Regions from separate parts of the Homo sapiens genome. Here regions 1 and 3 are each linked to region 2. The links are chromatin loops, found by intact Hi-C in ENCODE. Cell type or tissue: PC-9. All regions are shown on one strand. Each heading gives the region's core, and the rest is flanking DNA. Links, peaks and the distances in the headings are about the cores only.

The links. A loop is a pair of places that touch in the nucleus more often than their neighbours do. Peaks named below come from ENCODE experiments on the same cell type or tissue, not always from the same donor. Only the 100,000 strongest peaks of a DNase experiment are listed, where the experiment ranks them.
Region 1: it touches region 2 in a loop (17-fold over the local background); 2 of 110 quality-filtered maps call a loop at or near these places.
Region 3: it touches region 2 in a loop (4-fold over the local background); 96 of 110 quality-filtered maps call a loop at or near these places.

What each region holds. Positions count from the first base shown.
Region 1 is chr6:42,165,291-42,167,790 of GRCh38, forward strand. The region is part of intron 1 of GUCA1ANB-GUCA1A (GUCA1ANB-GUCA1A readthrough); the gene reads left to right. Among named protein-coding and RNA genes, the nearest start is that of GUCA1A, 6.8 kb to the right of the region's middle. RefSeq lists an enhancer at 449-1,416. In PC-9, for the core only: CTCF peaks have their summits at 1,351 (motif pointing left) and 1,557; DNase peaks (open chromatin) are centred at 1,341 and 1,651.
Region 2 is chr6:42,872,376-42,880,688 of GRCh38, forward strand. It overlaps RPL7L1 (ribosomal protein L7 like 1), which reads left to right and starts at 7,241. Exons shown (of 6, transcript NM_001366481.3): 1 at 7,241-7,576. The coding sequence starts at 7,536. RefSeq lists enhancers at 6,253-7,210, 6,953-7,422, 7,211-8,167, 7,443-7,502. In PC-9, for the core only: CTCF peaks have their summits at 4,882 (motif pointing left) and 5,081; a DNase peak (open chromatin) is centred at 4,816.
Region 3 is chr6:42,676,287-42,678,786 of GRCh38, forward strand. UBR2 (ubiquitin protein ligase E3 component n-recognin 2) reads left to right here. Exons shown (of 47, transcript NM_001363705.2): 40 at 497-587; 41 at 2,253-2,383. Among named protein-coding and RNA genes, the nearest start is that of PRPH2, 45 kb to the right of the region's middle. In PC-9, for the core only: no CTCF peak of the experiment used is centred there; no DNase peak of the experiment used is centred there.

The DNA of each region.
Region 1 (2,500 bases), core at 1-2,500, 710 kb before region 2:
CTTTTAACGCTCCATTTATAGAATGGCACATGTCTCTTCCTGAGGCTGTGCCTAGAGACTAGCGGCTCTCTGGCCCAAATCTCCAGAAGAACCTTCAATCAGGGTCAGGAGGGGACTGATGCCGGGAGATGCCTGTTCTGCTGCCTTGCGGAGGGCATCGGAGAAGCTAAGTGTTCCTTATGCAAACTTTGGCCAGCCCTATTTTCTGCTCCACCTGTGCTGCATCCCAGCCTTCAGGGGCACCTGGTATCTCTGCCTCCCTATTCCTGCAGCAGGAATAGGTTTGTCCCGAGCTCCGCAGGCTCCTCCTCTTTGAAAGCATTTAGGTTTCGACTTTCTCCACTCTCATAAGAAAGACAGTTACCACTTGTCCATCTGTCTTGTTTTCCAAAATTTTATTAGAACCCCTGTATCTGCTGTCTTTTTTCCTCTTTTCTTTTCTTTCTTTCTTTTCTTTTTTCTTTTTTTGAGATAAGAGTTTCACTCTTGTTGCCCAGTCTGGAGTCCAATGGCGGGATCTCAGCTCACCACAACTTCCACCTCCCGGGTTCAAGCGATTCTCCTGCCTCAGCCTCCCGAGTAGCTGGGATTACAGGCATGGGCCGCCATGCCCTGCTAATTTTGTATTTTTAGTAGAGACGGGGTTTCTCCATGTTGGTCAGGCTGGTCTTGAACTCCTGACCTCAGGTGATCCACCTGCCTCGGCCTCCCAAAGTGCTGGGATTACAGGCGTGAGCCACTGTGCCCAGCCCCTTTTTCCTTTTTTGAGACGGAGTTTTGCTCTTGTTGCCCAGGCTGGAGTGCAATGGTGCAATCTTGGCTCACCATAACCTCCTCCTCCCAGGTTCAAGCGATTCTCCTGCCTCAGCCTCCCGGGTAGCTGGGATTACAGGAATGTACCACCATGCCCGGCTAATTTTTGTATTTTTAGTAGAGACGGGGTTTCTCCATGTTGGACAGGCTGGTCTTGAACTCCCGACCTCAGGTGATCCGCCCGCCTCGGCCTCACAAAGCGCTGGGATTACAGGCGTTAGCCACTGCGCCCGGCCTCCTTTTGTCTTTAAAACATGCATTTATTCATATTTTAGTGGGATTTTGAAAAGAAGCAGAGATAAGTGGAAGTTTTCAGTCTATGTATAACTAGAAGTCTTGCTCATTCAATCAGTCAGTCACCCAACAGACCCTGTGGGCTGTGTCCTTAAGATGCAAAGATATTAACAGGAACCGTCCCTTCCCTTCCAGATCCTATAGCCTGTGTAGGGTGAGGGGCAGGATCCCCATGAGGCGTCTTCACTCCCACAACAAACGCCTCCTCCCCTACCCTGGAGAATGGGCTCCCTCTTGAGGTTCACCTTGGTAATGCAGCCTCCATGGACGCCCTTAGAAACCCTTTAAAGAAACCGGCCAAGGTACCACCTTGTTTTGAGTGAGATAGGCCCAGGAGGCAACTGAACCTGTGCTCAGGGTCCTTCTGTGTTTCTGTGGAGTAGAGGGGCAAGCAGGCAGCCTTAGGGGGGGATTAGTCTGGCCTGGATCACTGCCCCTCCTGTCTCTTCCTGGTTTGTCTTCCTACCTCTCTGCAGCTGCCCCATCCTCCCTCCCCTCGGCCCCATTCCGCCAGGTGGAGCCTCTTCCTCTGATCTGGCTTCTGTCCCAGGAGGGATTCCTGCAGGCAGAGCAGCCAGGGAAGGCAGGAATCCTCCCTGTGTATGCTGTGTGACCTGTACTCTGGCCCTCTGTGCCCTAACGCATACCTTGTGCATACTGCTTCCTTGGGGCCTTGGTGTTGATCTCAGTCCTCCTTGCCTTGGCATCCCTGTCTCAGGGGATTCCATTCCCACCCTGGGCTGGAGACAAGGGGTGGGGGCCCTCCTCCCTCAAAGGGAGCAAGCTCTCTGTCAATGGAATTGTTGGGCAGAGGGCCACAAGGGGAGGACTGAGGGAGATGGCGCTGGAGTGAGGGGCTCGTGGGGTCCCCCTGGCTCTATCCAGCCCTTCTGCAGGGTGTGAAGGCTTAGGAGAAAAGCATGATGATGAGGTGGGAAAACTTTGGTACCACCACTAAAGTGCTCGTGAACCTGAGCAGGTGATTTAAATTTTCTGCCCCAAGCCCCTTTTGTCTCACATGGCAATAATAATACCCACCCCACAGGACTTGTGCACCTATTCAACAAGCATAGTTTCATCCAATTTTAGCTTTTTGAGAATTCTTTCTTTCTTTCTTTCTTTTTTTTTGAGACAGTCTCGCTCTGTCGCCCAGGCTGGAGTGCAGTGGTGCGATCTCGGCTCACTGCAAGCTCCGCCTCCTGGGTTCACGTCATCCTCCTGCCTCAGCCTCCTGAGTAGCTGGGACTACGCCGCCAAGCCTGGCTAACTTTTTTTTTTTTTTTTTTTTGTATTTTTAGTAGAGACGGGGTTTCACCATGTTAGCCAGGATGGTCTTGATCTCCTGACCTTGTGATCCACCCATCTCGTCCTCCCAAAGTGCTGGGATTACAGG
Region 2 (8,313 bases), core at 3,567-6,066:
CACTCCAGCCTGAGTGACAGAGCAAGACTCTGTCTCCAAAAAAAAAAAAAAAAAAAAGGGTGTTACTGAAGACATGTAGACAGTAAAAAGAGCAGGGCCGGGCACAGTCACAGTGGCTCACGCGTGTAATCCCAGCAGTTTGGGAGGCCGAGGCGGGCAGACCACCTGAGGTCAGGAGTTCAAGACCAGCCTGGCCAACATGGCGAAACCCCATCTTACTAAAAATACAAAAAATTATCTAGGCATGATGGCACATGCCTGTAGTCCCAGCTACTCAGGAGGCTAAGGCAGGAGAACCACTTGAACCTGGGAGGTGGAGGTTGTAGTGAGCCAAAATTGTGCCACTGCACTCCAGCCTGGCTGACAGAGCGAGACTCCATCTCAAACATGAAAAAAGAAAAAGAAAAAAGAGACCAGGCGCAGTGGCTCACACATGTAATCCCAGCACTTTGGGAGGCCGAGGCAGGTGGATCACCTAAGGTTGGGAGTTCAAGACCAGCCTGACCAACATGGAGAAACCCCATCTCTACTAAAAATACAAAATTAGCCAGGCGTGGTGGTGCATGCCTGTAATCCCAGCTACTTGGGAGGCTGAGGCAAGAGAATCGCTTGAACTGCAGAGGCGGAGGTTGTGGTAAGCCAATATCACACCATTGCACTCCAACCTGGGCAACAAGAGCAAAACTCCATCTCAAAAAAAAAAAAAAAAAAAGTAAAACGAGCCATGTTCCATTATCCCTAAATAATTCAGAAGTTTGGGTTTTTCTGTTTTGCTTTTAGTCTTACCTGCTACATACTTTCACCTTCCTACCCCAGCTTTCTTGTCTATCCTCAAGCCTCAAAAGGCTGCTGCCCCTCACCTGTTCTCTCCCTTTCCTTCCCACTTTTGCTACCTTATGTTTGTTTTTCATTAGGATCAAAAGCTGTTGTTCACATTGTCTGCCTCAACTCCAGGTTCATCCACTGCTCTCAGACTAATCTCTTTCCTACTTGCTTCCTGATAACCCCTTGTCACTTACAAGCAAAGCTTGAAGCAAAATGAAGCTGACTGCAAAAAGTGTCTTAATCCAAGAAAGAGGATGGAGCAGATGGGAAATTGCAGATAGAGTTCCTCTTAGGGTGTGTTAGGTGTGGCAGCTTTGCCTTAAGTAAGAGTAGGATTCCAAATAATCCAGAAGTGCAGAGAATACTGAAATAAATTATGCACGGACGTGTTAGGAAAGGGATTCTGGAACCAATTCAGAGAGAACCACAAAAATCCAATTACTTACAGAGCTTTCTTTTTTTTTTTTTCCTTTTTATTTCTTTTTTTATTTTTTTTCTGAAACAAGGTCTGGCTCTGTCACCCAGGCTGGAGTGCAGTGGCGTGATCTCTGTTCACTGTAACCTCCACCTCCCAGCCTCAACCCATCCTCCCATCACAGCCTCCCAAGTAGCACGACTACAGGCACACACCACCATGCCCATCTAATTTATATATAGATATAGATGTTTTTCCTTTTTCTTTCTTTTTTTTTTTTCTGAGACGGAGTTTGACTCTGTTGCCCAGGCTGGAGTGCAATGGCGTGATCTCAGCTCACTGCAACCTCCACCTCCCCAGGTTCAAGCGATTCTCCTGCCTCAGCCTCCCAAGTAGCTGGGATTACAGGCACGTGCCACCATGCCCAGCTAACTTTTGTATTTTTAGTAGAAACGGTTTCACCATGTTGGCCAGGCTGGTCTCGAACTCCTGACCTTGTGATCTGCCCACCTCGGCCTTCCAAAGTGCTGGGATTACAGGCATGAGCCACTGTACCCGGCCTTTTTTTTCTTTCTTGAGACAAAGTCTCACTCTGTCGCCCAGGCTGGAGTGCAGTGGTGCAATCTTGGCTGACTGCAACCTCCACCTCCCAGATTCAAGCGATTCTCCTGCCTCAGCCTCCCAAGTAGCTGGGACTACAGGTGCATGCCACCATGCCTGGCTAATTTTTTTGTATTTTTAGTAGAGATTGGGTTTCACTGTGTTAGCCAGGATGGTCTCGATCTCCTGACCTCATGATCCACCCTCCTCGGCCTCCCAAAGTGCTGGGATTATAGGCGTGAGCCACCATGCCCTGCCAAGATTTTTTTTTTTTTTTTCTGAGATGGAGTCTCGCTCTGTCACCCAGGCTGAAGCACAGTGGCGCAATCTGGGCTCACCGCAACCTCCATCTCCCAGGTTCAAGCAATTCTCCTGCCTCAGCCTCCTGAGTAGCTGGGATTACAGGCACCCACCACCACACCCAAATAATTTTTGTATTTTTTTTTAGCAGATAATGAGGTTTCACCATGTTGGCCAGGCTCATCTCGAATTCCTGACCTCGAGTCATCCACCTGCCTTGGCCTCCCAAAGTGCTGGCATTACAGGTGTGAGCCACCTTGCCCAGCCATGTCTGTCTGTCTGTCTATCTGTCTATTTATCTACCTATCTATCTATTGAGACAGGGTTTCACTCCAGTTGCCCAGGCTGGAGTGCAGTGGCAAGATCTGGGCTCACTACAGCCTTGACCCTCCAGGCTAAAATGATCCTTCCACCTCAGTCTCTCAAGTAGTTGAGACTACAGGTGTGCACCACCATGCCCGGCTAATTTTTTGTATTTTTAGTAGAAACAGGGTTTCGTCATGTTGCCCAGGCTGGTCTCAAATTCCCGGTCTCAAGTGATCCGCCTGCCTTGGCCTCCCAAAGTGCTGTGATTACAGGTGTGAGCCACCGCACCCAGCCTAATTTTTATATTTTTTGAAGAGATGTGGTTTCACCATGTTGCCCAGGCAGGTCTCAAACTTGTGAGCTCAAGTGATCCGCCCAACTGGGCCTCCCAAAGTGCTGGGATTACAGACGTGAGCCACCAACCTGGCTCAGAGCTTTTTCTTAAACTAATACGTATGTGGTAAACAAAGGGCGTATCATAAAATGGAAGTTTTCCTCCGATTCCAGACTCTACTACTATTTCCCAAAAAGACCACCGTCAGCACTTTTTCATATATGCTTCCAAAATTGTTACATACAAATATACCTATAACTGGCCGGGCGCGGTGGCTCATGCCTGTAATCCCAGCACTTTGGGAGGCCGAGGCAGGTGAACACCTGAGGTCAGGACTTCGAGACCAGCCTGGCCAACATGGTGAAACCCCATCTCTACTAAAAATACAAAAATTACCCAGGCGTGGTGGCGGGCACCTGTAATCCCAGCTACTCAGGAGGCTAAGGCAGGAGAATTGCTTGAACCCAGGAGGTGGAGGTTGCAGTGAGCCGAGATCGTGCCACTGCACTCCAGCCTGGGCGACAGAGCGAGACTCTGTCTAAAAAAAAAAGAAAAAAGAAAAGAAAAACAATCTGGGGACTGGGCACGGTGGCTCATGCCTGTAATCCCAGCACTTTGGGAGGCCAAGGCAGGCAGATCACGAGGTCAAAAGATTGAGACCATCCTGGCCAATATGGTGAAACCCCATCTCTACTAAAAATACAAAAATTAGGCAGGCATGGTGGTGTGCGCCTGTAGTCCCAGCTACTTGGGGGGCTGAGTCAGGAGAATTGCTTGAACCTGGGAGGCAGAGGTTGCAGTAGGCCGAGATAGTGCTACTGCACTACAGCCTGGCGACAAAGCGAGACTCCATCTCAAAAAAAAAACACAAAAAACCAAAACAATCTGGGACCATTTTTTTACACCCTAGTCTGTATTCCATATGTTTGGGACTGTTACAGTCAGGATTATTTGGTTGTAAACAACAGAAAATTATTCTAGTTAACCAACATAAAGGGATTTTGTAAGGAAGATAAGAATTAAAAAATTGAAGAACCCATGAGGCTTGAGAAGGACAGAGACAAAGAAACTCTAGGAGGTTTTCTTAGGTGGAAATCGTTAAAAGTTTTGCCCCTGACTGGGTGCGGTGGCTCATACCTGTAATCCCAGCACTTTGGGAGGTCGAGGTGGGCAGATCACTTGAGGTCAAGAGTTCGAGAGCAGCCTGGCCAACATGGTGAAACCCATCTCTACTAAAAATACAAAAATTAGCCGGGCGTGGTGGCACACGCCTGTAATCCTAGCTACTCGGGAGGCTGAGGCGCGAGAATTGCTTGAACCTGGGAAGCAGAGGTTGCAGTGAGCCAAGATTGCACCACTGCACTCCAGCCTGGACGACAGAGCAAGACTTTGTCTCAAAAAAAAAATAAAAATAAAAACGAAAAAAAAAAAAGTCTTGTCTCAAATCTGGTGCTTTGTTCCATCATCACTCTGCTTAAAATTCAAAATCACAGAGAAATTTAGCATCTCATACCCACTCCCAATGGGGTGATGAAAAGAATTGAAAAGATCTTCCAAAGACTCCTTCAGTTTAAGTATTGGAGGGCAAGCGTTTGGATTTGATATCCTCCCAACAGCTGCCCAAATGTACATGATGAAGAGGAAATAAGTTCACAAGAGGACTGGAATTTTTTTTTTTTTTTTGGTGGGGGGAGACAAGGTCTCACTCTGTCGCCCAGGCTGGAGTGCACCGATTCTCGTGCCTCAACCTCCCAAGTAGCTAGGATTACAGGTATGCGCCACCACACCCAGCTAATTTTTGTATTTTTAGTAGAGATGGGGTTTCACCATGATGGCCAGGCTGGTTTTGAACTTCTGGCCTCGGGCGATCTGCCTGCCTCAGCCTCCCAAAGTGCTGGGATTACAGGCATGAGCCACCACACCTGACCTCAGTAACCTCACTTTGAAAAAAAATCTAGGACACATGCTCAATGCTCAATAAACACATATTCAGTTAGTGAATAATTGTTTAAGAGGTGGGGCTCCTTTCTTTTTCCCTTTGTCAGTCTGGTGGAGTAAGGGGATTGGCACTGAGAATAAGTATTCTCCTAGCACCATCTGCTGGCAGTAGAAAGCCATTCCTGAATCCTGGCCTCAATCCCATTCAGTCTTGGAGTACTGGTTTTTTGGGGGTTGTTTTGACACAGATTCTTGCTCTGTTGCCCAGGCTGGAGTGCAGTGGCATAATCTCGGCTCACTGCAACCTCCGCCTCCCAGGTTCAAGCAATTCTCGTGCCTCAGCCTCCCAAGTAGCTGACTACAGACATGTGCCACCATGCCCGGCTAATTTTTGTATTTTTGGTAGAGACAGGGTTTTGCCATGTTGCTGAGGATGGTCTTGAACTCCTGAGCTCAAGTGATCTGCCTGCCTCGGCCTCCCAAAGTGCTGGGATTACAGGCGTGAGCCATCGCCGCCTGGCTGAAGTATTGTTAACCCTAAAATTCCTCCTCCTTTTAATATTATTGGTACCACAGACTCTACCTTTTATCCATAGACAGGAAAAATCACAAAACATTTAACTTTTTGCTTTTTTGTTTACTATTTAGTGAATGTCTTACACTTTGGTGACCCTTGTGTTTAGCCTCTTTACAAAGACACATGGTGAGGTGCTGAAAGAGAATGAGCCTCCCTCTTTCAGTGTGTGACCTTGAATGCTGGGTTGTCCTGACACTTACTCATCAGAAAGTGACCTGTGCCCATGGCACTCTTTCCGGTTGGACTAGTTACATGGCAACACGAGGCCTTTAGCTGCCACCAGTATCAGTATCAATAGTGCCAAAATCGAGAAATTGGTGCTAGATCCTTAGGATCAGTGATGAGTAAGCAGTCATGGTTCCTGCCCCCCCTAGTATCATGTGGAAGAAATATTAAAAATATAATAATGTCCTGAGGGAAATCAGACACTACTCTAGAGTCTTACTAGTCAGCCCATAGACCAGTAGCACCAGCGTCACTCTGAAGCCTGTTAAAAATGCAGAATATTGGCCAGGTGCGGTGGCTCACGCCTGTAATCCCAGCACTTTGGGAGGCCGAGGCGGGCGGATCACGAGGTCAGGAGATCGAGACCATCCTGGCTAACAAGGTGAAATCTCTACTAAAAATTCAAAAAATTAGCCAGGCGTGGTGGCGGGCGCCTGTAGTCCCAGCTACTCGGGAGGCTGAGGCAGGAGAATGGCGTGAACCCGGGAGGCGGAGCTTGCAGTGAGCCAAGATCGCGCCACTGCACTCCAGCCTGGGCGACAGAGCGAGACGCCATCTCAAAAAAAAAAAAAAAAAAAAAGCAGAATATCAGCTCCCCACCCGGCCTCCTGAATAAAAATCTGTATTTTAGTAAAATCTTCAGGTGACTCCTATTCACTATTAATGCTTGAGAAGCGCTGCTCTGGAGGTTTCCAGAGATGATAAGACTTGTGTTGTTTTTCAGGATTTTTAATTTTAAAAAAAATTTATTTCTTGTTTTTTTTGAGACTGTCTCGCTCTGTCGCCCAGGCTGGAGTGCAAGTGGCACAAACTCGGCTCACGCAGCCTCCGCCTTCTGGGACTTCAGGCGCGAGCCACCACGCCCAGCTAATTTTTTGTATTTTTAGTAGAGACGGGGTTTCACCATCTTAGCCATGCTGGTCTCCAACTCCTGACCTCAAGTGATCCACCTGCCTTGGCCTCCCAAAGTGCTGGGATTACAGGTGAAAGCCACCGGCCCGACCTACTGTTTTTCAGGATTCTATATAGACTGGGAGGGAAGAACGCAAATTCCGGGCGATGAGAGCTGCATAAGGGTTTTATTTTTATTCTTTTTTTTTCTTTTCTTTTCTTTTTGTTTTTTTGAGACGGAGTCTTGCTCTGTCGCCCAGGCTGGTGGGCAGTGGCGCGATCTCGGCTCACTGTAACCTCCGCCCAAGACGGGGTTTCGCCGTGTTGGCCAGGCTGATCTCGAACTCCTGACCTCAGGTGATCCTCCCGTCTCGGCCTCCCTCCCAAAGTGCTGGGATTACAGGCGTGAGCCACCGCGCCCGGCCTGTGTAACGGTTTTAGACGGGAAGGAAGCATGTTGTAGTTTTCGGTCCAGCAGTAATAGTAACAAACATAGTGCTGACAGACACTGCTAAACGCTTTATCTAATCTCCTGTAATCCTCGTAACGCCATTAGGTAGACCTATTATTACTGTACACCCATTTTATGGGTAATGAAGCCGCAGTATAGAGGGGTTAAATAACGTGTTCAAGGACGCATCGACGGGGCCAAGCAGACGGAATTGCAGCTACCTGCTTTACCACTCTAAGTCCTCAACAAACACTTCCACCTACACGTGAGAGCCAAAGCCATAGCCTCCAAGTTTTTCCACAGAGCGAAAATGTTTCGCGGAGTTTGCCTGTCTTCCTCCCCAGAGACGCAGCACAGCCGCGCCGGAAGTGCGGCGCCGTAGCTAGGAGCGGACGCCATAGGTGCATTGTGGGAAGCACTTTGCTGTCCACAGCCAGGCCGCTTGTGATGAAACTGTAACTTACAAGAAAAGGGCTGGGTTTTGAAAATAACACAGGCTCTAAAAACCCTAAGAAGCGGTGCAACTTTTGGCAGGAATCGGGGTTAGCGGGACCTCAAGGGCTCACTGCGGCTAAGTGAACGCTGACTGGTCCTCCAGCGTGAGCTAGAACAGACGTCTCTATGGTCAAGTAAACAGAGCGTGTGCTGTCTTCCCCATGTGGTGGGGTTGCGCATGATCAGTAGCTGCACCACTAGAAAGATGGCGGAGCAAGAGTGAGTGTTTGGGGCTTTGAATATCTGGAGTGGGGTCTTGAGTATCCGGTGCCATCCACGGTGTTTATGCCTTGGTGGCGGATTCCTGTGGGCTCTAGGAATAGAAAAGGCCACAGTTTACAAAGGGTGGGGGTGAGGAGGAGTAGCGCTGTGGCGGAGGAGGGAGGGGACCGCGGTCAAGTTCGGGTTATCTGGAGAGGCGAGGATTGACTTCAGGCAGCGGGCTGGAGTGCCACAGTTGAATTCACCCAGCCCGACAAGTGTTAACTCTGCAGATAGGCCTGCCCCCGCCCCAACCCCATAGATTCGTCGCTGCTAGTGCCTATGAAGAACTGTGGCCGTGAAAACCCTGTTAACTTATACGAACCCAGAGGCTAAAGGATTCATTATTTTCCGAGGCTTTGGGGATGAGTGACTATTAGGGATGGATTTATGAGGCCTGGAGTCAGAAACCGCAGGTTTCAGGGGAATCTTTCTTCAGATACTTGAAAACAGTAATGTTCCCTAAAGCCCAGGATATTGAATTGGTTTGGAAATCCATTGAATGTTCGTTTTCTTTTTTGTTGTTGTTTTTGTTTTGAGACGGAGTCTTGCTCTGTCCCCCAGGCTGGAGCGCAGTGTCGGGATCTCGGCTCGGTGCAACCTCCGCCTCCCGGGTTCAAGCGATTCTCCTGCCTCAGTCTCCCGAGTAGCTGGGATTACAGGCGTGCGCCACCACGCCCAGCTGATTTTTTATT
Region 3 (2,500 bases), core at 1-2,500, 200 kb before region 2:
AACACATGAATAAGGCTGTTTTTTTCTGTGTATCTTCATATGAAAAGTTTTGAAACATTTCTTTCTCCTCTTAAAATTTCCTAGTAATGTGAATGTTTCTAGTTTTAATTTCATACATTCAGTAATATTTGTGTAGAATAGTAATTAAATCTTTTAGAATCTTATGTTTTAGAATGCCAATTTTGTTTTAACTTACATGTTTGTTAATGCCCACATGAATTCATCATTAAATTACGTTTTGCATTCAAAATTCTTGTTTTTCATACACTTTAAGACTATATTTATTTGATTTTACTTAAAACATGCCAGCTGGCTGTTTGGTTTGATTGAGATCAATACTGTGCTCCCACTTGAGGGATTACAATTTTGCATGTTTTCTAGGAATACTTCATGTTATATGTGAGTTTATGAATATATTTGCATGCTTAATGTCTTCAGTCCTTTTGATAACACTTAATTGGAAAATACAGAGTACTAGTATTTCCTTATCTTTCAGAAGAGAATGGCATGGATCAAGAAAATCCCCCTTGTGAAGAAGAATCAGCAGTTCTTGCTTTGTATAAAACACTTCACCAGTATACGGGAAGGTGAGTTAGTTATCTTTACATAACGCATTTCCCTAAATATTGCTAGATGATGATAGCATGAGAAAGGAATTCGTTTGTTAATTAGGGGAATTTGTTGTCTGTTGACATGTTTTTAAAATAAGACGTGGAGTGATCTGCAGAGCCTTTCTGAACTATTCATATACTAACATAATTGGAAATCTGGGAGAAAGGTGATAATATGCAGAGCTTCCCACATTTATTTGGCTGTGGAACCCTTCATTTGCTCAGGGATCTGGCAGAGACTAGAGGATAGATCAAATGTACTTTGGAAAGTTGATACTCTAAAACTTATGTTGTCTCATTCAGAATGGGAATTTAAAACTGCAAGTTAAATTGGCATAATTTATTTTTAAGGTAATATTCAGTAGTAGCAGGAATAAAATGAAATTATTAGAATTCCATGTATGGTTAGAGTCATGATTTGCTACAAATAGCAATTCAGTAGTTTGCTTAGCTTTCAACAGTATATATGTCAAGAATCTGTAGTCAGGAACCTATAAAAATGTCTGTTTTTTGACTATCCCATTTCTGAGAACCTACATTAACAAAATAATTCAACATATAGAAAAAAAACATATAGGCATATAAAGATGGACACTCCAGCCAGGCACGGTGTCTCACCCCTATAATCCCAGCACTTTGGGAGAATGAGGCTGGCAGATTGCTTGAGCCCAGGCATTTGAGACCAGCCTGGCCAACATGGTGAAACCCTGTCTCTACCAAAAAATACAAAAATTAGCCAGGCATGGTAGCATGTGCCTGTGGTTCTATCTTCTCAGGAGGTTGAGGTAGTCAGATCACCCAGGCAGGTGAAGGCTGCAGTGAGCCATCACACCACTGCACTCCAGACTGGACAAAAGAGTGAGACCCTGTCTCAAAAAGAAAAAGATGTACACTCTGATATTATTTATATTAGCAAATAATTGAAAGCAATCTAAGTGTTTGCAGGGGAATAGTTTGATATAGTGATGAATGTGTTCCAAAATATTATAAATCTATTTAAAATATGGCTCCTAGGAGCTGGGTGCAGTGGCATGTGCCTGTAGTCCCAGCTGCTCAGGAGGCTGAGGTGGGAGGATTGCTGGAGCCCAGTAGTTTGAGTCCAGCCTGGACAACTTTTCATTTTCCACATTTTCTCTTTATGTCACTATGTTACTTTTATAAATTTTAATAACATCACACCTGTAATCCCAGCACTTTGGGAGGCCAAGGCGGGCAGATCACAAGATCAGGAGATCGAGACCATCCTGGCTAACACAGCGAAACCCCGTCTCTACTAAAAATACAAAAAATTAGCCGGGCGTGGTGGCAGGCACCTGTAGTCCCAGCTACTCAGGAGGCTGAGGCAGGAGAATGGCGTGAACCCAGGAGGCAGAGCTTGCAGTGAGCCGAGATTGTGCCACTGCACTCCAGCCTGGGCGACAGAGCGAGACTCCGTCTCAAAAAATTTAATAACAGCATTGGAGGCTGTGTCACCACTTACACCTGGCATCCTATAATAACACACACCCACTTGCCTGTTAACTCACAACTTTTAAGCATACATGCCATCAGTTCCAAATGACAGTCAAGTCTGTTTTCACACTATAAGTACAGTGACCTTTTCTTAGTAGATTTCCCAATAATCTTTTTTTTCTTTTTTAGTGCCTTGAAAGAAATACCATCCGGCTGGCATCTGTGGAGGAGTGTCAGAGCTGGAATCATGCCTTTCCTGAAGTGTTCTGCTTTATTTTTTCATTACTTAAATGGAGTTCCTTCCCCACCCGACATTCAAGGTAATTTATACTTTCTTTCAAAACGTAGGGAGAGTTAGTAATCCTTTACTCCAGCAAATATAAAGATCACTTGCAAAAATGAAAATTGACTAAAAGTTCAAAGAATAGCTTATTGAC